Regions from separate parts of the Homo sapiens genome. Here region 1 is linked to region 2. A link is an interaction called in ENCODE POLR2A ChIA-PET data of the cell type or tissue named here. Cell type or tissue: endothelial cell of umbilical vein. All regions are shown on one strand. Each heading gives the region's core, and the rest is flanking DNA. Links, peaks and the distances in the headings are about the cores only.

Region 1 (2,912 bases), core at 216-2,715, 160 kb after region 2:
CAAGTAGCCGGATCTACAGGCCTCCGCTGCCATGCCCGTCTAATTTTTTGTTGTTGTGTTTTATTTTTTTGTAGAGATGGGGTTTCACCATGTTGCTCAGGCTAGTCTCAAACTCCTGGGCTCAAGCGATCCTTCAGCCTCAGCCCCACAAAGCGCTGAGATTACAAGTGTATATTGCCACACCTGGCCTAAATGCAACTTTGACAATACTTTTGACTTATGATGGGTTTATCAGGACGTATCCCCATTATAAGTCAAGAATATTTGTACTGCAACAAGAAGAAAACATGGATAAATACGACAGGCATTAAGGTTTGCAAAACAAGCAGCATTCTAAACTGTTCTGTAAAACGGCATGTGTATGAAATTCAGGCAAAATTTATATGAAGTGAGCTCTAGGGTAACGGAAGGTAGAACAGCAATTACTTTTGGGGACTGTGACTAGGAAGGGGTATAAAGATGCTCTCTGGGACCTGAGAATGTTCTATATCTTGATATGCGTGATTACATCTTGTATACATACGTAAACGTGTGTCTAGTTGACACCTAAGATGTGTGTACTTTCCTGTATGTATGTTATGCTTAAGGAGGCAAACCCCAAACTTCGAGTGGCCTCCAGGTGCTCACAAAATGAAGTCCACACCCCTCACCACCACAGCCTTGCATTATTTGTTCTTGTCTACCACTAAGACCTCATCTCCTGCCCCTCACCCAGGGCACCAGCCCCACCAGCCTCCCACAAGCCATGCGTTCTCAACACCAACAACCCCTATACCAGCACCCTTTCCCTCCCAGCTCCTAACTCACTTATCCCGGACATCGACATGTCAGCTTTGTCATGATTGTTTTTCATACCGGCAATTTCCCCTCTCAAGCAAGACATGGGAGAAGTCAAAATCTGGAAGAATTCCATCCTGGGATGGGAAAGAGACCCGCAGAAAGCTGCCAGTCGCCTTCTCTTTTTCCTGAGTGACATCAGTACTCGTGAGAGCTAATGCGCATGGGTCCCTAATTAGATACCACTTCTTCCAGGAAGCCTTCCAGACCCCTGCAGCCAGCCCAGGTAGGCTTTGGTTCCCAGAACTCTCTGTTTCTTTGTGACACCAACCCCACTGTTTTATGCCTGGTTACTCGTCTGCCTTGCTTCCTGAAGGCAGAGATCCTTTTTGTCGTAGAGATCCTTGCCTGGCATGTGATGGGTACACAATAAACATTTGCTGAAGCAAATCAATGTTTACATGAGAAAATAAGTCACTGCATGGAGGGTAAGAATGGGATGGAGCCCACAGTGACTCTATGCAGGCCCCTGGCATACAGAAGGTAAAATTCGGCCCCGAGAGGCTTGCCTAAGGTCACACAGCCAATTAAGGATGAATCTAGCACTGCAACCTATGGGAGATGCTGTTGGATCTGCCCCTCCCCCAAATCCCCTTTCCTGCTGCGGCACCCATCCCCCAGCTGCTATGACAGTTGTCTGCTCAGTTTACAGTTACACCCTTTTCCAGGAGGGCTGTCCTCCAACATGCTGCCCTACAGTCTCCACCCCTCCTGGTAAATCCCTCACTCCCACAGCCAATGACTGGCTTCCAAGGGACACGAGGGGCTACTTACCCTTGCCCCAAGGCAGGACTTACTCTGTGGCTTCAGAGTGCCCCAGGGGATCAGACTGAGGCCAAATGTCCCCTCCCCTGCCCTATTATCCTGTCTCCCTCTCTCGGGGATGCATGAGTCACAACTCAAATCAATCACTTTCACAGAATTCCTATCTCAAGCTCTCCTTCTAGGGAACCCAACATAAGACAGAACTTAAGGCTTTCAAGTACTCGCCCGCACTCCAGGCTGACACACTGCCTCCCAAAGCTAAGTCTGAAAAGGAATGGCAATTCCAGTGGCCAACCCAGGGGCCATGCTGTAAGGAAACGTGTAATCCATAAGGCTCGTGTGAGTGCACATGTGGGGAGGGTCTCCTCGCTGGTTCCCGATGCCCTTTACTTTCATCTCTATAAGATACACAGAAGGACCTAAGCTGTGCTTTTCAGCCACCAGCAATGAAGCTCTAAAATGTGCCTCTGAGTCCGAGAGGGAGCCCTCCACCGAGACACCCTGCTCTATCACCAGCTCTTAGCATAGCCACCTGCATACACAGGGGTCGCTTCCCCAATGAGTCCTTGTAAGCCCCTCCCCTGAAGATGACTTACCTAGCCTTGTTAGAGAAAACACTCTACACTCTCCTGCATTCAGATGAACACCACCTGCCCTCACTTCTCCCAGATGCCAATTTTATCCAGCATAATCACCAGTTAGTTCAGAGGACACTGTGGTCAGGGGATGACATGCAGGAGTAGCAGCTGGGTGCCCCCAGTCTCCTCCCCTTGTCTGTATCCCTCTGTACAACTGTTCAGAACAGGGACTTCCAGAGCCAGTCATCTCCATCTGTACTAGCTGTGTGACCTTGGGCAACTCACTCTACCTCTCTGAGCCTCATCTTCCTCATCTATAAAATGGAAGCAAGGGTAGGTACTTCACATGCTTTTGTGAGGATTAAATGAGATCACATACATGAAGTGCTTAGCATAATGCCAATGGTCAACACCTACATCAGTAATTGTCCTCATAACCGTATTATTATTAATCATTGAAAGAGACTGGGGGTGGGCATGGTGGCTCATGCCTATAATCCCAGCACTTTGGGAGGCCAAGGCAGTGGACTGCTTGAGCTCAGGAGTTGGAGACCATCCTGGGCAACGTGGCGAAACCCAGTCTCTACAGAGAATACAAAAACGATTAGCCAGACATGGTAGCTCCTGCCTGTAGTCCCAACTACTAGGGAGGCTGAGGTAGGAGGATCGCTTGAGCCAGGGAGGTTGAGGCTGCAGTGAGTCATGACTGCACCACTGCACTCCAGCCTGGGC
Region 2 (2,912 bases), core at 301-2,800:
GGCTCATGCCTGTAATCCCAGCACTTTGGGAAGCCGAGGAGGGCGGATCACGAGGTCAGGAGATCAAGACTATCCTGGCTAACACGGTGAAACCCCATCTCTACTAAAAAAATACAAAAATATTAGCCAGGCATGGTGGCGGGTGCCTGTAGTCCCAGCTACTCGGGAGGCTGAGGCAGGAGAATGGCATGAACCTAGGAGGTGAGAGCTTGCAGTGAGCCGAGATCACGCCACTGCACTCCAGCCTGGGTGCCACAGCAAGACTCCATCTCAAAAAAAAAAAAAAAAAAAAAAAAAAAGCACATACACACATACATGCACAAAAAAGATACACACAAATACACACATACATATATATGTGTGTATTTATATATATTTATATAAATATATATACACAAAAAAACTATATACATACACATACACAAATACAAGTACAGGTGCATACATACAAATACACACATATACAGGCAAATGCATAGACACAGAAAAAATATACATAAACACACATATATACAAATACACACAAGCACAGGTACATAAATACAAATACACACATAGGTATATACACATGCAAATGCACATACACAAAAATATACACATAACCACATGTATAAACACACAGATATGCATACACACATACACAATACTTACATATGCACACACAAATGCATATACACAAAAAACACTTTCACACAAACACAAATATACACAAGCACATACACATGCACAAATGTACACACACAAACATCTACACCAATGCACACACATACACAAAAAATAGACAACACAAAAACACATATAAATACATGCACCCAATACACACACACACACAGCTGCATACACACAAATATACACAAATGCATACCTACAAAAACCCCCCCACACACACATACACAAATACATAGAAACAGACACAAATACACATACACACAAAACATATATAATACACACACAAATGCACACACAAATGAATGGTCCCAGCAGCACTGTTTTTGGTAACAGCAAACACACAACCCAACTGCCCTTCCACAAGAGCACCTGATACCTAAACTATAGCTTATCAGTGCAAGGGAATTAACATGGTGTCTCCATTCAAAACAATGACTGCCTCTTCAGAAGGTAGAAATTGAAGGGCTGATGTGGAAAGATGCTAAAATTATTATGAATAGGTTTAAAAAGAGCAAGGGGCAGAAAATGCCATCTCAAATTGAGGTCCGCTGATTAATCAAAGTTTCCTATCCCAAGTATCCAAGGTCCCCTGGGCCTCAGACAGAGTGGGGGAGAGGGCGCAGAAGGCCTGAGTGGCAGGTGACAGAGGGCTCTGAGGAGGGTGTGACAAGACAGGTGGGGATATCAGGGAAGGCAAAGCAGCCAGAAGGAACAGCCTGGGGAAGTTAAGCATCGTATCTATTAAGAGCCTACTATTTTGTGTGCCTGGACAGCCCCCTCTCATCTGCCCTGCAGAGCAGCCTTGCATGGCTGGCCTGGCAGAGCTGGGGCCTATAGGAAGCTCAGCATGAATGGAGTCTCTCTTCCTCTGGAGTTGGGGACCTCGCAGTGGGGCTGAGGGGGTGCCTGGAACCTCAGGCTGTCAACCAGCAAGGAGAGTCCTTTGTTGATGAACACCCCACCCCAGGGAAAGGGGGAAAACCAGTCGGGCTGACATTCCATTGCCTGAGACAGAGCCAAGGGCTCTGTTTCCTTCTGGTGCTCAGCCCAGCCTGTGGCTTTGTTCAAAGACTCTGCCCAGGCCTAGAGTGCTGTCTGTTCTAACTCACAGCTAGCTCCACCCACCCCATTTCCCAATCCACCCCATGGTAAGCCAGAGGCCCTGGAAAACACCCAAGTGGATGGTATATCTTTGGCCAACCCTTAACAATGCCCAAGTCAGGACAGAACGAGCTCCTGCAGTGGTTCCTGTCTGTCCTGAGGAGGAATGAGCAAGTGATTATCTGCGCATCATATGGGTGTTAGGTCCTAAGTTGATCAGAGCAATCTGGTGAGCTCTCTGGAAGCCACAACTGTGAGCCCTGAGACACAGACAGGGACTAGGGCCGTTGAAGGCAGCTTATCAGCTGGCTGCAAAGCTGGTGCATGTGGAGAACCCAGAGGCCAGTTCAGGCAGACACAGTGCCTGGATCAAAGCCCCCAAATAAAACAACAAACCCACTGCATAGGCAGGCTTTCGGGCACGTAGGGAAACCCTGGACATCCTTGGAGCCGGACCTTACTTGGCTGACTGAGAAGTCACACCTAGACTGTCCTCCTCCCTGATACCTCTCTGTACCTCCCAAGAATGCCTGAAGCAGCGAAGAAAAGAAGTAGTCTCTTGGCCCTGAGGTGCTAGGATGTCAGCTGCAGACCTTGAAGGTCACAGGATTCATGGAAGAGACACCAGGTTAGCAGGCGCCTTGGGGTGAGGCAGACCCGGGCTCCAATCCTGGCTCCCCAGCACTTAGAAGCTTGTGCAGCCTTGGGCAGGGACTGCACTTCTCTGATTCGTCAAGGCTCCCAAAGGCCTCTGGGATGCTGCAGCCAGGATGCTCTGTGGCAGAAGGGCCCATTTCTCAATGTAGGGCAACATCCGAGTGCCCAGGACTCTAGGCGTTTGGGTTCTTCCTGGGCGAGCACACACTGTGGGGCAGGTGCCCAGCAATGCATTTGACTATGCCAGCCCCCAAAGGGGCCTCTCACCAACACCGTGAGGCGGGTTCTACTGTCACAGCTCCACCAGCCCCAATCTCAAACCCAGGGGCCAGGTATGTTTCCAACTCAGGACTTTTCAGGTTTTAGAAAGGCAATGCATGGGTATATTGCATATTGTGAGATTCCCCCAGTGAGGTCTAGGATGGGGTTTCCCAACCATGGCACTACGGACATGTGGTGGGGGCCGTCCTGTGCAATGTGGGATC

The links. ChIA-PET counts read pairs that join two places held together with the same protein. Peaks named below come from ENCODE experiments on the same cell type or tissue, not always from the same donor. Only the 100,000 strongest peaks of a DNase experiment are listed, where the experiment ranks them.
Region 1: POLR2A ChIA-PET joins it to region 2 with 7 read pairs; 1 of 35 experiments calls an interaction of 5 or more read pairs at or near these places.

Annotation. Positions count from the first base shown.
Region 1 is chr22:24,995,396-24,998,307 of GRCh38, reverse strand. The region is part of intron 1 of KIAA1671; the gene reads right to left. Among named protein-coding and RNA genes, the nearest start is that of KIAA1671, 44 kb to the right of the region's middle. In endothelial cell of umbilical vein, for the core only: no CTCF peak of the experiment used is centred there; a DNase peak (open chromatin) is centred at 1,667; H3K27ac peaks cover 937 bases.
Region 2 is chr22:25,153,400-25,156,311 of GRCh38, reverse strand. All of the region lies in intron 6 of KIAA1671, which reads right to left. Among named protein-coding and RNA genes, the nearest start is that of KIAA1671-AS1, 42 kb to the right of the region's middle. In endothelial cell of umbilical vein, for the core only: no CTCF peak of the experiment used is centred there; a DNase peak (open chromatin) is centred at 1,771.